Linked DNA regions of Homo sapiens: region 1 is linked to region 2. A link is a loop called in an ENCODE intact Hi-C map of the cell type or tissue named here. Cell type or tissue: heart left ventricle. All regions are shown on one strand.

What was found. A loop is a pair of places that touch in the nucleus more often than their neighbours do. Peaks named below come from ENCODE experiments on the same cell type or tissue, not always from the same donor. Only the 100,000 strongest peaks of a DNase experiment are listed, where the experiment ranks them.
Region 1: a loop joins it to region 2, with 2.6 times the contacts of the local background. A loop is called at or near these places in 2 of 110 quality-filtered maps.

What each region holds. Positions count from the first base shown.
Region 1 is chr20:34,854,372-34,862,371 of GRCh38, forward strand. GGT7 (gamma-glutamyltransferase 7) reads right to left here. Exons shown (of 15, transcript NM_178026.3): 4 at 7,074-7,191; 5 at 5,883-5,950; 6 at 5,598-5,671; 7 at 5,072-5,268; 8 at 2,435-2,522; 9 at 425-552; 10 at 160-248. Among named protein-coding and RNA genes, the nearest start is that of GGT7, 14 kb to the right of the region's middle. In heart left ventricle, no CTCF peak of the experiment used is centred here; no DNase peak of the experiment used is centred here.
Region 2 is chr20:35,009,057-35,017,056 of GRCh38, forward strand. TRPC4AP (transient receptor potential cation channel subfamily C member 4 associated protein) reads right to left here. Exons shown (of 19, transcript NM_015638.3): 10 at 6,952-7,083; 11 at 3,952-4,010; 12 at 1,131-1,232. Among named protein-coding and RNA genes, the nearest start is that of MIR499B, 23 kb to the left of the region's middle. In heart left ventricle, no CTCF peak of the experiment used is centred here; no DNase peak of the experiment used is centred here.

The DNA of each region.
Region 1 (8,000 bases), 150 kb before region 2:
GTGCAGGGAGAGGCACCCAGTGTCACGTTGTGAGTTGGGGTTGAGCTGAAATTGACTTAGGATTTCAGGCCTTTATTGCTATACCAGCTGCTTTTCTCCTGACCCTTTCCCCACACCCACCGCTGCCTCTGTAGCCCCCAGGTCCTGCCCAAGACCCACCTGAGCATGTCATCCATGCTCTCAGTGATGGTAGAATCATAGACGGGATCTCCCAGTCTGCTGGCCAGGGCTAATGCAATCTTCAGGGTCTGAAAATACAGCAGGGATATGGAAGAGGCTGCCAGGCCCCTCCCAGAACCCACACCCAGTGGACTTTCGTGTGTGAGAAAACTTGGAGGGGATTTAGTCCTGCCCTATGGCAGTACCCAATCTCCCCACTCCTAATATCCTTAAATCCAGGGAAAGGCAGACGGGTCAGCCTTACCTCTGCCACCCAGTGAAGAGCCTGTTCTCGGGATACCAGGCTGGTGAGATTGAAGCCCTCCAGGATGTTGAGAGCACTGATGAGGGCAGGGCCCGTGTGCGGAGGTGGGGGACTAAGAACCAGGTGGCCTGAAAGGACAGGAAGTGACTGATGGCAGGGTAGGGGTCAAGGCACCTTCACATCCCACATCCCATCTCCACATTCCACCATCACACACTGAGACCACTGCGCTGAACTCCCTCACCAGATGGGGAAACTGAAACATTGAGAGGCAAAGAGACTCATTCAAGTTCACATGGCAAGTCAAGGGCAGGGCCAGGACTTGAACTCAGAACACTGGTCTTCAGTTTCCTCTGCCATTTGAGAAAACTAAGGCTCAAGAGGGCTGTGGCTTGCCCAGAGTCACACTGCAGGCTATCAGCAGAGCACAGCAGAAACAGGTGACCAGATGTTCATATTCCTGGCCTGTCATGTGTCTCCTTTTAGCTCTCCCATAGGCCAGGATATTATCCATGACTCCTGATGGTCTCATCCAGCCCCAAACTTCTTGGCAGCAGCAACCTTCTCTTCCTATTCTGTTACTAGATGTTTGGACATCAAAGGAATAATAGCTGATGCATAACACTAACATTAACTCATTTAGTCCTCACTGTGGCTACTGTTATCACACATATTTGATAGGTCCAGAAACTGTGGTACAGAGAGACAAGGGGAATCCAGAGCACTCAAGGTACTAGCATTGTTGAGACAACCCAGGCTGGGAAGGGGAAATGGAAAATCTATATTCAGTGCATGCTCTGATCAGGGCAACTTCCTACATCATCTCATCAAATCCTTATGGGCATCCTAAGATGTAGGCACTATTATTATTTCCATTTTAAGGAGGGAACCAAGGCTCAGAGTGGGAAGTAGCTTGTTCAAGGTAAATGGCACAGTTGGTACTCAAACCCAGGTCTTCCTAGCTCCAACGCTACGCTTGTTCTTTTTTCTTTTCTGTGTGTGTGTGTGTGTGTGTGTGTGATAATGGTCTCACTCTGTCACCCAGGCTGTAGTGCAGTGGCACAATCATGCTTACTGCAGCCTTGACCTCCCAGGCTCAAGCAATCCTCCCATCTCAACCTCCTGAGTAGCTAGGACTATAGGTACACCACCACGCCTGGGTAATTTTTAAATTTTTTATAGAGACGGTGTCTCACTATGTTGCCCAGGCTGGTCATGAACTCCTGGGCTCAAGTGATCCTCCTGCCTCAGCCTCCCAATGTGCTGGGGTTATAGGCCTGAGCCACTGCACCCAGCTGATAGGCTCTTTCCATTGCTTCATATTCCACTGCCTCTGGCAGAGGAATCAGGTTGGAGATTGAGGCCTGGAAAGTTGAACTCAGAGAAACCCTTTCCTGGGGCTTGATGTGATCTGGCTCTCCTAGAAGGGAAAGAACCTGAGAATCTTCTGAGAAATCCAGCACCTACCACCTTGGGTTCAGTAAACATGGACCCCACCCATGTCATAAGCTTGGTTTTCTGGGTTCCCTGTTGGTTTTCTTGAGTTTGGCCAGTTGTTATATTCCCTCCTCGGGCCTCAATTTCTTTTTGGCACTATGAGGAGCTGGGTCTATGACTGTCTTGAAAGGTTCATTCTACTGTGAAGCTTGGATGGACTTTGTCTTAAAAATTCTTAGGAAGTACAGGGCAGTGACAGCGCTGCTGGGGAAAGGGCAGAGGCAACACAGAGCCCAAATCAAGAAAACCTATGGCCAGAACCCCAACTTCCAGGTTGGACCCTTTGACCAGGTCCACCCCCCAATATCCTAAATACTTGGGGTAACTGACCCCACAGCTACTTTTCAGAAGGTGGGCTGACTCTGGTTTGCTTCAACAGTTGACTGCCCAGGTAGCTCACTGCCTTAGTTTCTCTCCTGTGAAATGGAGAGGAGTCTCTAGGCCAAAACGATGTGGCCATGGACTGGGAGGCTTCTCCTGAGGGGGGACCCTGGGAGCCGGGGGAGAGGTCACCTCTGTACACGCCACACACAGGCTTCTCCACAAGGGCGCTGTAATTGCTGAAGTCCTCTTCGGTTATGACACCCCCTGCGTGCTGAGCCTGGAGGGAAGAGAATGAGGGAATGACCTCCCACCACTGTGACATGGTGGTTTTGGCCTATAACACGTTTGGATCACAGACAGATCAGCTGTTTATAACTTCTGTGCCTTCTGCAACCCCCATCGTGGCCTTTAGAGACCCCATTATCCCTAGACACCTCAGGAAAAAGGAAGGGGGAAAAGCACTAACATTGAGCACCTATCATGTGCCAGGCATCACACTGGGTACATTCCATGAATGACCTCCTTAGCTTGCCATTCAAGACTTTTTGTGATCTGGCCCCAGCCTACCCCTCCCACCTCATGTCCTGCTGTTCCCCAGTGAGCTCTATGCAGCTGCAGAGTGACCTGCAGTTCCTGAACTCATGCCTTCGTGTCTTTGTACCTGCTGCTCTCTCTGCCTATGTAAAAGGAAGGTTTTCTACTTATGGCACACTTGCCTAGGAGATACCAAAACTGAATGCTGCATCTCACCACAACCAACTAAAGCCACTAGAAAACCATGACTTTGAGTGATCCTAGAAGGACTGACCCTTATTGGACATAACCAAGCCCTCATTATTGACCAATGAACCAATCTTGTACAAACCAATGGGCTCATTCCATCCTATCCAGTGTGCTGTCAACCCTAAATTAGCATAACCACTCTGAATCCTTTCCTTTTTTGTACCTTATAGTACTTGAAACCCTTGAGTTATCTATCTTCAGAGAATTACACATTGATTTTTTTTTTTTTTTTTTTTGAGGCAGGGTCTCATTCTGTCGCCCAGGCTGGAATGCAGTGGCACGATCATGGCTCACTGTAGCCTCAACCTTCCCAGGCTCAGATGATCCTCCTGCCTCAGCCTCCTGAGTAGCTGGGACTACAGGCACATGCCACCACACCTGGCTAATGTTTGTATGTTTTGTAGAGATGGGGTCTCACTATGTTGCCCAGGCTGGTCTCAAACTCCTGAGCTCAAGTGATCCACCCATCTTGGCCTCCCAAAGTGGGGATTACAGGCATGAGCCACCATGGCCTGGCCCATTTGAATTCTTGAGTTCCTTTTTCTGGCAAGTTAATAAACTCAACTTTGGGTTTCTTTTTATCAAAGATCTGATGGTCTTTGTTACAATCTCCTGCATTCCCTTTGCCACCTCCAGGAAAGGGCACACAACCCAGGCCTGGCCAATTGGGGCATTCCCTTCTGTGCCACAGTGATTGATTTGGGAATAGTCATGAAACCTATGATGAGCTAATAAGACACAACCTGGAGGCTTTTGCTGGAACTACTGGGAAGGAAAAATGCTCTTTCTCTGGGATAGCTTGCTGGAAGGATGGCCTGATATGGGCTGGTGGGGAGCAGGTGGAAAGGATCTGAGAGTGAATCCAAACAAAGGAAAGTAGAGTTGAGAGAGAGAGAAAGAGAAAGAGGGAGAGCAAATCCTAACACAGTGGATTGATAATCTGGACACAGAAGAATCTAAAGCCAGTAATCTCCTGGACTTTCCAGTTAAGTCTGTTTGAGTCTATCGCCACATCCAGTGCCCAGCATAGGGCTTGGCACAGAGCAGGCACTCTGTGAATGTTGAATGAATAACAGACCTATTTAATTCCCACAACTGTATGGCAGAGACAGATATAATCATCCCCATTGCTCAGATGAGAGAACCACTGAGTTGGTCTATGCATCCTTACCATGAACTTAATTTTCCATTAGGACTTTTGCACTATTAATGACAGTTCTCACATCTGTTACTGCCTGAGACTGGGACTCTTTGGGATTGGATGGTAAACTTCTGTGTCAATCTCCCCAGTCTTGATACTCAACAATGAAAGAGGTGCTTCCCTCAGTCCCTAGAAAACCCAAAAGCAGGGAAGGATTGTGAGCTTAGGGAAGCTGAGGCCGATACTGGGTCTCCACCAGGCCTGGGAGGGACATGACAAGCCCCTGCACAGGCTGGCATCACCCCTGAGAAGCCCAAAGGTACCTCTGAATCAAGACAGAACACTTCTGGCTAGGCATGGGGGCTCACACCTGTAATCCCAGCACTTTGGGAGGCCAGGACAGGTGGATCTCTTGAGGTCAGGAGTTCGAGACCAGCCTGGCCAACATGGTGAAACCTCATCTCTACTAAAAATACAAAATTAGCTGGGTGTGGTGGTGCACACCTGTAATCCCAGTTACTCGGGAGGCTGAGGCAGGAGACTCACTTGAACCTGGGAGGCGGAGGTTGCAGTGAGCCAAGATCGCACCACTGCACTCCAGCCAGGGTGACACAGCAGGACTCCGTCTCATAAAAAAAAAAAAAAGACAACACTTCCATCATCCCAGGAGGTTTTTCATGTCATATCCCAGTCAGCTCCTCCCAGCCCCACCAACCACTGATCTGATTTCTGTCACTAGAGGTTAGTTTTGACTATTCTAGAATTTCAAATGAACATAATCCACAGTAAATAATATAGAAAGAAAGGGAGGGAGGGAGGGAAGGAAGGAAAAAATGCGGACGCGGATGTCCTGCAATAGGGACCTTGGGGCATGCCCCCACCCGCACAACACGAGCACTTACCTCGGCCACCATCTCCAGTGTGAGGTTGCCACCTGCGTAGAAGGCAGCCGGGCCGGAGGTGCCAAGTACATCCAGCACCTCAGCCAGGTCGGGCCGATGCAGCAACGAGCCAGGTAGTGGCGGGCGGCCCGATGGCAGGAACGTCTCCCGGAAGCGCTCGGACATGTTGGGTGGCAGCTGTTCAGCCAGGGCACGGGCTAGGGGCAGGGACGGGAGGCTGGGCAGGGCGGGACGCCAGGACTGGACCGGATGAGACGCGCAATAGATGGGGTAGATGGGGGCTGAGTGGCCCACCCTAAGTGCCCTGACCCCCAGGAGCCTGTTAAGTGCGAGGCAGGGATGTCTAAGGGCCCTTCCCAGACCCCCTCGTTTGAGGCCGCCTCCAGGTGAGGGTGGGATAAGGTGGGGAGGGGGTCTGAGGAGCAAACTGGAAGAGAGGGCCTCTCTGGCTTGGGCTCCAAATCTCAAAGATTCTACCCTTCTCCATCAACCTCATGTCTCTCCCAAATCCCCAGGCCCCACTGACCTAGATCATGAGTCACGTTGAAGCCATCTTGGGCCACAGCTGCTGCAAAGGCCAGGACTTGGGACCATGGCAGCCTGGGGGGGCCGGAGAGCAGGGGGTGGAGGAGGTCCTGGGGGAATGAGGAGGGGTCCGGGGGGAGGGGGGTTCCTGGGAAGGAGAGTCCTGGCAAGGGAAGGGGATATTAGGAGGGGGAGTTGGGAAAGGAAGAATCCAGGGAAGTAGGAGAAGGCCACCCAAGGAGAGATGCAAACGGGGGTCCCTGGTCCCCAGGGGGAGGGTTGTTACCTGCCATAGAGCTGGTGAGCTTCATGTAGCCCCTTCACCATTCCGGGAACCCCCACCAAGAGCCCAGGCTGGGCAAGGCGGGTAGGCGAGGGAGAGAGGAGACCAGGTCACTGGAAGGGGGGTGCTGGGCTGAACTCCGCAGAGCCCCAAGCCAGGGATGGCTGGCACAGGGGAGAGACACAGGCCAAGTATCCCAGGGGAGGGACAAGCTTTCCCAAGCAGGCACCCCTCCCATCTCCCTGACTTCCTATCAGCAAATGCAGAAAGGCCTCTTTTAGCTGCCGTAGTTGGGGGATTTATAAATTAAGCAAAACTCTTTTAAGAGCCAGGACATAACCAGTGTAGAAAGACACCTGTCTACATTGGATTTCACCAACCCCTGCCTTTTTTTTTTTTTTTTTTTTTTTTTCCTGTTACCCAGGCTGGAGTACAGTGGCATAGTCATAGCTCACTGTGGCCTCCAACTCCTGGGCTCAAGTCAAGCGATCCTTGGTGCATGCTACTGTGCCTGGCTAATTTCAAAGCATTTTTTGTAGAGACAAAGTCTCACTATGTCACTCAGGCTGGTCTCAAACTCCTGGCCTCAAGCAATCCTCCTGCCTTGGCTTCCCAGAGTGTTGGGATTACAGGTGTGAGCCACTGTGCCCAGGCAACCCTACCTTTTAAAACGGTGGACAAAGGACCTTCATTTAACCTATTCAGTTTCACCCCACCATTACTCTGAGCTCTGAAGACTCAGGGGTGTGTTTGGCTTTTGCCACCGCACTAAGTACCCATTTTTCCAAGTTATTCGATATCTTCTTTTTCTTTCAGCAGACAGTTGGTTTACTTCTGGCAATTCCCCTCTAATCTTCCAATATATCAAGGGCTGGGAAAGTTATAGTCAACTGGCTCAGAGTGAGATGTGTGAGTTTCATTGCATCAACTTCGTGACATTTCAGGGTACTCAGTAGCCTTTTTTCTTCCTTCCCACGTGCCAGATAGGTAAGATTCCCAGAGAAGTAAGGTTCCAGATTTTCTAGTTCATTATTTTATCTTGGGGGCTGCCTGACTCTCTCATAGCCTAAGAGAATCCTGCTCAACTCTTTTTCCCACTCCCCTGGTAAATACTTAGCAAATTAATGCTTGGGTTAGCAGAAGGGCAATGAAGAGAGACTCCCCTGAACTCTCTCTTCTCACCAGGGTCCCCACCTTGGTCTCCCAGGATCTTTGCAGGGTCTCTTCCCTGAGGGCCCCTGGTGCGGACTCCCGGAAATCAATTAGGTGGCTCTCATTTCGTCGGATGTCATGTACCAGCATCACGCCCCCACTGGGAGAGACACAGAAGGGGAAGTGTGATGATAACATGCTACCCCTCTGTACAATGAATCTGCTGCCCCTCCACCCCCAGTGGTGAGAGCTGTAGGCTCAGTTTTTCATTTGGGGTCAGGTGTCTGAGCTCCCTCCCCAGCATGGATTCACAGACTCAGCCACCCTAAGAGGATGGGAGCAAAACCAAGAGGGTTGGAGACCCAGGGTCCATGGACCTCTTCTATCCTGTCACTGGAGACTTTAATCCCTGATTAGGAAAAGCCCAGAGACTGGCAGAACAGGATGTTCTGCCCCATGCCCCCACCCTGGACCAGAGCTGGACCCCTGCCAGCTTCCTGCACCTGTCTACTTGGTATGTCCCTTGCCCCTCCCCCAGGACTGGATTATGTAAGGATAGAACATGCAAAACCAAAAGAGGAATTTCTTTGGTACGGCTTGGAGAGCTGGTCTTACAGGAGCCAAGATAGGAACTTTGTCAGCTTGTTCCTTTTCTGTAGCTTATTTACGTCTAAGATGGGGGCTGCAAACTTAAATGCCCACAGCCAAATGACAAACTAAGGCAAGCAGGACAGAGAAGAGGAAGTGGTAGAAACTACGGCAAACTGGACAGTGCATGCCCATCATGGGAAGCAGCTTCTATTCCACGCCAGGTAACTTCAGCCATGTGAGAATGCGGGCCCAAGTTGTTATCGGATTTCCCGATTGTTCAAGAGATGTTGGAAATCTGGATTTTTATGAAAATTCTCAACTTTTTAACAAAAGCAAACAAAATTTTAAGACAGTTCAGTGTCTAAACCAAACCAGTCT
Region 2 (8,000 bases):
CCAGTCTGCCAGATGGGGAAAGACTCTGCCAATAGGGTGAGGCCCAGCGTACTCCGTGCCTGAGGTTCACTTCCAGCTGGCCTTGGGCAAGTGTCCACAACTCCAAGCCTCAGCTTCCCAGTCTATGAAGCAAAGGCAGGAGATGAGGAAATGACTCTGGCCCCGTCATGGGGGAAGGAAGACGGCCAGGCACGCAGGGGTCTGGGCCCTTCAAACAGAGCAGCTCTGCTGTGATCCACTGCAGACATCAGGGCAGGACTGGGTACAATTTTATTTGAATGAAGAGTTCTGCTACCTTAGAAAAAAAAGATTGGGAGGCCAGGAGAGGTGGTTCACACCTGTAATCCCTGGACTTTGGGAGGCTCACTTGAGGCCAGGAGTTCGAGACCAGCCTGGGCAACATAGTGAGACCCCATCTCTACAAAAAAAAAGTAAAAACACTAGCTGGGAATGGTGGCGCACACCTGTAGTCCCAGCTACTCGGGCGGCTGAGGCAGGAGAATCACTTGAGCTCAGAAGTTTGTGGCTGCAGTGAGCTATAACACCACTGCTCTGCAGCCTGAGAGAAAGAGCAAGACCTTGTGTCTAAAAAACAAAACAAAACAAACAAACAAAAAAGGTTGGGAAATCATGGCTCTTGTTGGATAAAGTCCACTGTATTCTGACGCCTGTGAGACTAGCCCCCCACTGCCTGGCTCCAGGTGAGGCAAACCTAACCCAGGTAATGCAACCTAACACTTGGCAGCAGGTAAGAGGCTTCTGTCTGTCCTGCTTGGCTGCAGATGCCACCAGGCAAGAAAGGAGCACATAAGCAAAGGGGCTGAATGCACGAGACAAGGCGGTGGGGCAGTGCGGAGCACACATGACTTCTGGCAGGTGACCTCTCTGAGGCTCACCTCATCTGTCAAGTGCAGGTACTGATGGGGCTCCCCTCCTAGGGCTGCTGTGAGGCTCCAATGAGAAAATGCAGGTGACATGAATACAATGCCTGGCACACAGGAGCCCTCAGGACACTGTAGCTGCATGTGAGAGAGGACACGCGTGCATACCTGGATGTGCTCACCGGTGAGCCCCCGGGGAACGTGGGCAGCCGGGATGGGCTGAGGGAAAAGCTGCACCCCTGCACTCACCTGTCGGTGTTGAGGACAGCTTCCACCTCAGGGATGTTGGCCTTGAGAGAGATGGCACTGAGTTCATTCAGCTCCTGGTTGTTGAGTAACAAGTACTTGTTCCTGAAACAAAATGGGTTGGAGGAGGTAAAGGACAGGAACTGGGGCTGCTGGGTCAGCACCAGGCTAGTGTAGGGAGTCTCCTGCCCACTTCCTGTGGACAGAATCTGAGAAGCCACCAGGCACTTTCCTCTAGCACCTCTCACTCCAGCCAGCACCTGCAGGAGGGAACTCTGGGCTCTCAGGCAGTGGAATCTCTCCCTGGCCCCACCCCCATCCCCGACCCCTGCCTGCCACATTCATCGACAAGGCCCCTTCCCTCAGCAGCTCTGGGCCTTTCTCTTTGCCTACATTTCCACTTGTTTTCTCAAAGGCACCAACACCTCAACAGGTCCAATCACACTCAAGCCTGGCCCTGCTGCAGCAGTCCCACCAAGCACCACGGTCACACATCACACAGAGGCCTGGTTAACTGTGACACTTCCCCCGACTTGCCATCCAGGCCTGTCACTGCTGGGTCCTGTGTTCCCAGGACACCAGCTCCCTTTACTAAAAGGTATCCCACAGGAACTGAGTCATCACACGGTGCCAAAAGTGATCTTCAGAATCAGGACTCTGATCCTGTCACTCCCGGTGAAAACACTTCCACAGCTTCCCACTGCATTTAGAACAGACATTTCCTGACTTAGGAGGAGGTTATGTCCTGATAAACCCATCGTATTTGAAAATGCCGTTAAGTTGAAAACATATTGAGGCCGGGCGCGGTGGTTCACGTCTGTAATCCCAGCACTTTGGAAGGTCCAGGCGGGTGGATCACGAGGTCAGGAGTTCGAGACCAGCCTGGCCAACGTGGCGAAACCCCATCTCTACTAAAAATATAAAAAATTAGCTGGGCGTGGTGGCACACGCCTATAATCCTAGCTACTCAGGAGGCTGAGGTAGAATTGCTTGAACCCAGAAGGTGGAGGTTGCAGTGAGCCAAGATCATGCCACTGCACTCCAGCCTGGGCAATAGAGCAAGATTCCGTCTTGAAAAAAAGAAAAAGAAAGAAAACACATTTAATATATCTAACCCACTGAACCTCCTAGCTTAGCCTAGCCTACCTGGAATGTGCTCAGAACACTGACTTCAGCCTACAGTTGGCCATAATCACTGGCAACACGGCAGGCACAGCACAGAGTACTGGTTGTCTACCTTGGTGATCGTGTAGCTGGTCACCATTTTTCTTGAAATACATTCTGAGCTGCAGCTGCAGCTCAGTGCCCAGCATTGCAAGAGTATTGAACTGTTTATCATGAGCCCAGGAAAAGATCAAAATTCAAAATTCTACTTCTGTACCATTGTGAAGTTGAAAAATTCTAAGTGGACCATCTGTATATAAAATCCAGGCCTGTGACTGTGACCCACAACACCCTGTGACTGTGACCCACAACGTCCTGTGCAGCCCAGCCCAGAGCCAAGCCCACATCACTCCCATCAGCTGGCCACAATGGTCTTCCCTCGTTCAGGGGCTTCTGGCTAGAACACACACCCTCTCACATGCCTGTTCACTCAATTCACTACAAGCTGACACTTCAGGTCTTGGCTGGCAAGCCACTTCTGCAGGGGAGAGTTCCTGAGTGTCCTCTGGCCAGTCCTGGACCCTGTCAAATGTCTCTCACAGACCCCGTTCCTCTCCTCCTGAATACCATCTCCACTTATCACTAATGCTCAACGGTGGAATCCTTGGATGAACAACTGTCTCTGTTTTCAGACTCTGCCCTTCATGAGAGCAGGGGCCATGGCTGTTTGCATTCATCCTGATATCCCACAGAGTACTCAGACTGAAGAGTCTGATGAAAGCCAGAGACTCACTTCCTCAGGGAAAACAGCACAGTTCCATAACATATGTGGTGCCATTTTTCAGAAGGTTAACATGCTTCCTGGAGCCCTTCTATGGCTTTCAGCCGGAAAACCTCTCACAGAGGATGGGTGCATATGATGGAGGTGCCCTGGGGCCACAGCTGTCTCCAGGCATGTTCTGTTAGCTCAAATGCAAGGTTTTTAAAATATTTAAACCAACATTTAAAATCAGGACCTTTCACATAAATCTTAATTTCTGCCTTTGCTTGGCAGAAAAAATCAGAAGTTATGCAACAGTGGGCCCAGTTTCCTGTGCACACGCAGCTGGCTGGAGCTGAGCTCACTGAAATTCTTGTTCACTAAGGTCCCCACATCACCTCCCCAATGCCAAGGTCAAGGGTCAGCTGCTAGTCACCCCCTTCCTGCACTGTTTTCCTTACAGCAGAGAGTAATTTTCCTTGTACATTCTCCATCGAAGGTTAAAAAATAAATGAGCGCAGAATGTCTTTCAAGAAAAATGGGAGCACACCTCCTTGTGGAGGGAAGAATCCTCCAGCTGCTCAGTAAGCAGTCGGCTTTGCCTGTCTGAAGTTCCTGCCGGCCCCTGGGAATAGCCACGCTGTCCACTCTTGCTTTAGAGGGGCAGTAGGTTGAGAAATCCATTGATTCCAAAGGTAGTAAGGGGCCAACGACTTCCATACTCAGTTCCTGGGGTGGCTATGAGGGTTAGAAGAAAGCTTGGGGCAGTGCCTGCCATAAGGAAGTCTGGAAAGACGGGAGGTCCGACTGCAGTGTCACACCTGCTAACACTGAGGGGACAGTGGGCTTCCACCAGCTCCAGGGCCTCCTCTCGAGCTGAGGTCAGGGACCAGACAAGGAGATCGAGGCCTTCCGAAGACAGCCCAACAACTCTCCTTGCAGGGACACTCTTGTACTTACTCGTGGTGGTCACTGAAGCTCTGAAGAAGCCTCAAAAACTGTATCTTCAAGGTGATGTCCTGAAACACATGCACAGCCTCAATGTTAGGACCACAGCCACAAGGTTCCAAAATAACACAAGCAGACACTCTGGTGGGAGCCTGCTTCTCTAAGCCTCTGTCCTCATGTACCATGAGGACTTTTCTTTAGTTAGAAAACCATCTGTTCACTTCCACATCTGATCAACAGCAGATTAAGCTAATGTGGCCCCCTTCCTGCTAAAAACATGCCATCACACTCAATAAAAAATAAGGCGGGGCGTGGTGGTTACACCTGTAATCACAGCACTTTGGGAGGCCGAGGCGGGCAGATCGCTTGAGGTCAGGAGCTTGAGACCAGCCTGGGCAACATGGCAAACCCTGTCTCTACTAAAAATACAAAAATTAGCCAGGCATAGTTGCTGCGCCTGTAATTCTGGCTACTCAGGAGGCTGAGGCAGGAGAATCACTTGAACCTGGGAGGCGGAAGTTGCAGTGAGCCGAGATCGCACCACTGACTGCACTCCAGCCTGGGTGATGGAGACTCTGTCCCAAAAATCCAACCAACCAACAAACAAAACAACACGTGTGGGGAGGAGCGGGGGAAGTCCATAGGAGTTAGAAATGAAGAAAGGACCGAGGAGTTTGGAATAGTGAGCCAAGGAACTGATACTCAGCAGCTGTGGGCAGTGTGGAGAGGTGGAGACAAGACCTAGTCACACTAAGGCTTGGGTTTTAATGCCCTGCAGGGACTAGACAGGGTGTCAGGTCCCAGTAAAGCCTGGGGAGCATGTACACTTGGTGAAAGAAGGGTTAGAAAGGCCTGACCCACCAGCCCAGGGAGCCTGGCTCTGCCATGGTGCTGCTGGTGGGTGAAGGGGGCCCTCCCAAGAGCAGCAGAAACCCTGGGCTCATACGACTGGGGCAGTAGGGCCAAGACATTAAATAAGAAAACTGGCCCTGGGACAGCTGCCAGACAAAAGCAAAAGTGCCCTGTAGAAATGCCTCCAGGGCTGAGGCTACACAGGTATCCAAGGGGGAAACTAACCCCACTGACCTCAAGTGATCTGCCCGCCTTGGCCTCTCAAAGTGCTGGGATTACGGGTGTGAGCCACCATGCCCGGGAGCACGTTTCTATAGGTGGATGAAAATTACAATAGGATAAAACAGCAAATAAGGAAAAGCAGGCTGCTAGCTCATGCAGTGGGCAGCCCCCTCCCTGCCTGGAGTGAAATGAGATCCCCATCACAGAGATTACAAGGGGAAGTGGCTAGAGGGCCTCAGGCAGAATTTTTTTTTTTTTTTTTTTTTGAGACACAGTCTCACTCTGTTGCCCAGGCTGGAGTGCAGTGGCGTGATCTCAGCTCACTGCAACCTCTGCCTCCTGGGTTCAAGCAATTCTGGTGGCCGCTCCACAGACATTACAAAACACGAGGCAACACTCCACCCTGAGGTCTGAAGACCCAAACACAAGCATTAGTGCCCCATGAGCAATCGAAAGAGACCTTAAGAAAGTATTTTAAAAATGATTAAAAACAGAATATGCAGCAGAAAAAAGATATTAACATCATGGCTAAGCAGTTTCCGAATTGAGCCAGACAGAACATCTAGAAATGCAAAATATATTTGCTTGAAATTAAAAACTCAAATGATAAAGCAGAAGACAGGTCGCTGAGGGAAGTCCCCAGAGTGCAGTGAAGAGAAGAGGGCCCCATGGCACCAGGCCGATGGCTGGGTGGCACTTTTAGGTCCCAGAGCACTTTCCTTCTCATGCTGGTAGGCAGGGTGCCGACTAGCCGGGGGGCCAATAGGGGAAAGAGTATTATCCTTCTTTTGCAAGAAAACAGAGGCTCAGAGATTCAGTGATTCATTCAAGCTCTTCCAACAAGCCTTCCAATGTCCTGTTCAGAGCTCTCTCAAGGGGACTGTGAGAGACACAAGCTAAAGGAGAGTGCTTGGGCTCAAAAAACCAAAGCCACCTTTTTTTGTATGAGACAGTGTCTTTGCTCTGTCACCCAGGCCGGATGTGCAGTGGCTTGATCTTAGTTCACTGCAACCTCTACCTCCCGGGTTCAAGTGATTCTCCCACCTCAGCCTCCTGAGTAGCAGGGATTACAGGTGCCCCACCAACATGCCTGGCTAATTTTTGTATTTTTAGTAGAGACGGGGTTTCACCATGTTGGCCAGGCTGGTCTCGAACTCCTGACCTCAAGTGATCTGCCCGCCTTGGCCTTTCAAACTGCTGGGATTACGGGTGTGACCACCACGCCCGGGAGCACGGTTCTATAGGTGGATGAAAATTACAATAGGATAAAACAGCAAATAAGGAAAAGCAGGCTGCTAGCTCATGCAGTGGGCAGCCCCTGCCTGGAGTGAAATGAGATCCCTATCACAGAGATTACAAGGGGAAGTTGGCTAGAGGGCCTCAGGCAGGAACTTTTTTTTTTTTTTTTTTTGAGACACAGTCTCACTTTGTTACGCAGGCTGGAGTCCAGTGGCGTGATCTCAGCTCACTGCAACCTCTGCCTCCTGGGTTCAAGCAATTCTGGTGCCTCAGCCTCCCGAAGAGTTGGGATTACAGGCACCCAACACCATACCTGGCCAATTTTTGTATTTTTAGTGAGAGACGCAAGTGTCTCTCACACTAGTGAGACAGGGTTTCACCATGTTGGCCAGGCTGGTCTGTAACTCTTGACCTCAAGTGATCTGCCCGCTCGGCCTCCCAAAGTGCTGGGATTACAGGCCTGAGTCACTGTGCCCAGCCTAGGAAGATCTTAAAAGGGATTTCTGCATAGGTTGGGGTGGGGAGTGGAGTTCACTCAGATCCTACTCCAAGGTAGCTTCCAATTAGGGGACTATAAGATATGATTTTAGTTTCTGCTCTACTCCCAAAGGAAAAAAGGTCAAAGGGTCAGCAGCAGGTCTTGAAACAACTACTCCAAGCCAGTGAGGCCCCATCTGTCCCCGGGGGTCTCCTGCTTACCGGGCTACAGTCACAGTTCTGGTTGTGACCATGGAGGACAAGGGCAGATGCTGAATGCTTCCTCCAAATCAGTTTGTCAAACAAATTATTAAGTCCAGGGATCAGCTTGAACTCTGCAATCATTCTGTGAACCTGAATGGGATAGGAAGGAAAAAGTATTAAGACAAATGTGCTTGAAAAATCTAGCAAAACCTCGTGCTCAGTACACACGATAATGATATTCAGGACAAGTATCAGTACTGTCAGTAAGGAGGGCCAGGGTCTGAAGAAAACATCCGTGTATCCCCTATGCCCAGCACACACAAACCCACTTTCTAACTTTGCTCATTAATGCTCACAATAATCCTACAAGGCATAATGTCCGGTAGTTCCTATCACAGAAGCATGAGTTTGGGATTCAGAGAGTCCTGCATATGATTCAAGAGTCCTTTGGGATGCAAGAGTCCTGGGTTTGACTCTTAGCTTTACCATGTGCAAACTTTGTAACCTTAAACAAATTCCTTAAGATTTGTCTCCTCGTATTAACATCAAAATGTTCCTCATGCTTTGCACTAGGATAAATTTCAGCTGAAAGTAAGATACAATTATTAAAAAACTCTAAGATCTAGAAAAATCTCTGCAAAGAAAAAAAAATGATCTAAGAGTTGGAAAAGCCTTTCTGAAGGATTATAATAAACCTAGAAGCTCAAAAAGAAGCTTGTTGACATCAACCACCTAAACCTTTAAAAATTCTGTATGGCAAAACTCAAGCAAAGTCACAAGCCAAATATGACAAACAGAGAACATACATTGGCAATTCATGCCACAGGCAAAGAAATTCCTCTATAAGGAGTCCTACAAATGTCTCTGATTTTTCACTTTTTCAGACTGGGAAAGATGACAAAGCTTTATAAGACCGTGTTGGTGACTTGGGCATTGGGTACATTCACACGCTGTTGGTGGGAGGGCACACTGGTATGACCTGCACAGGGAAGAGTGTTTGGCAGTAGCTCTAAAATTGCAAATCCATAATCCCTTTAAACCAGCAATTCCACTTTAGGAATTTACAC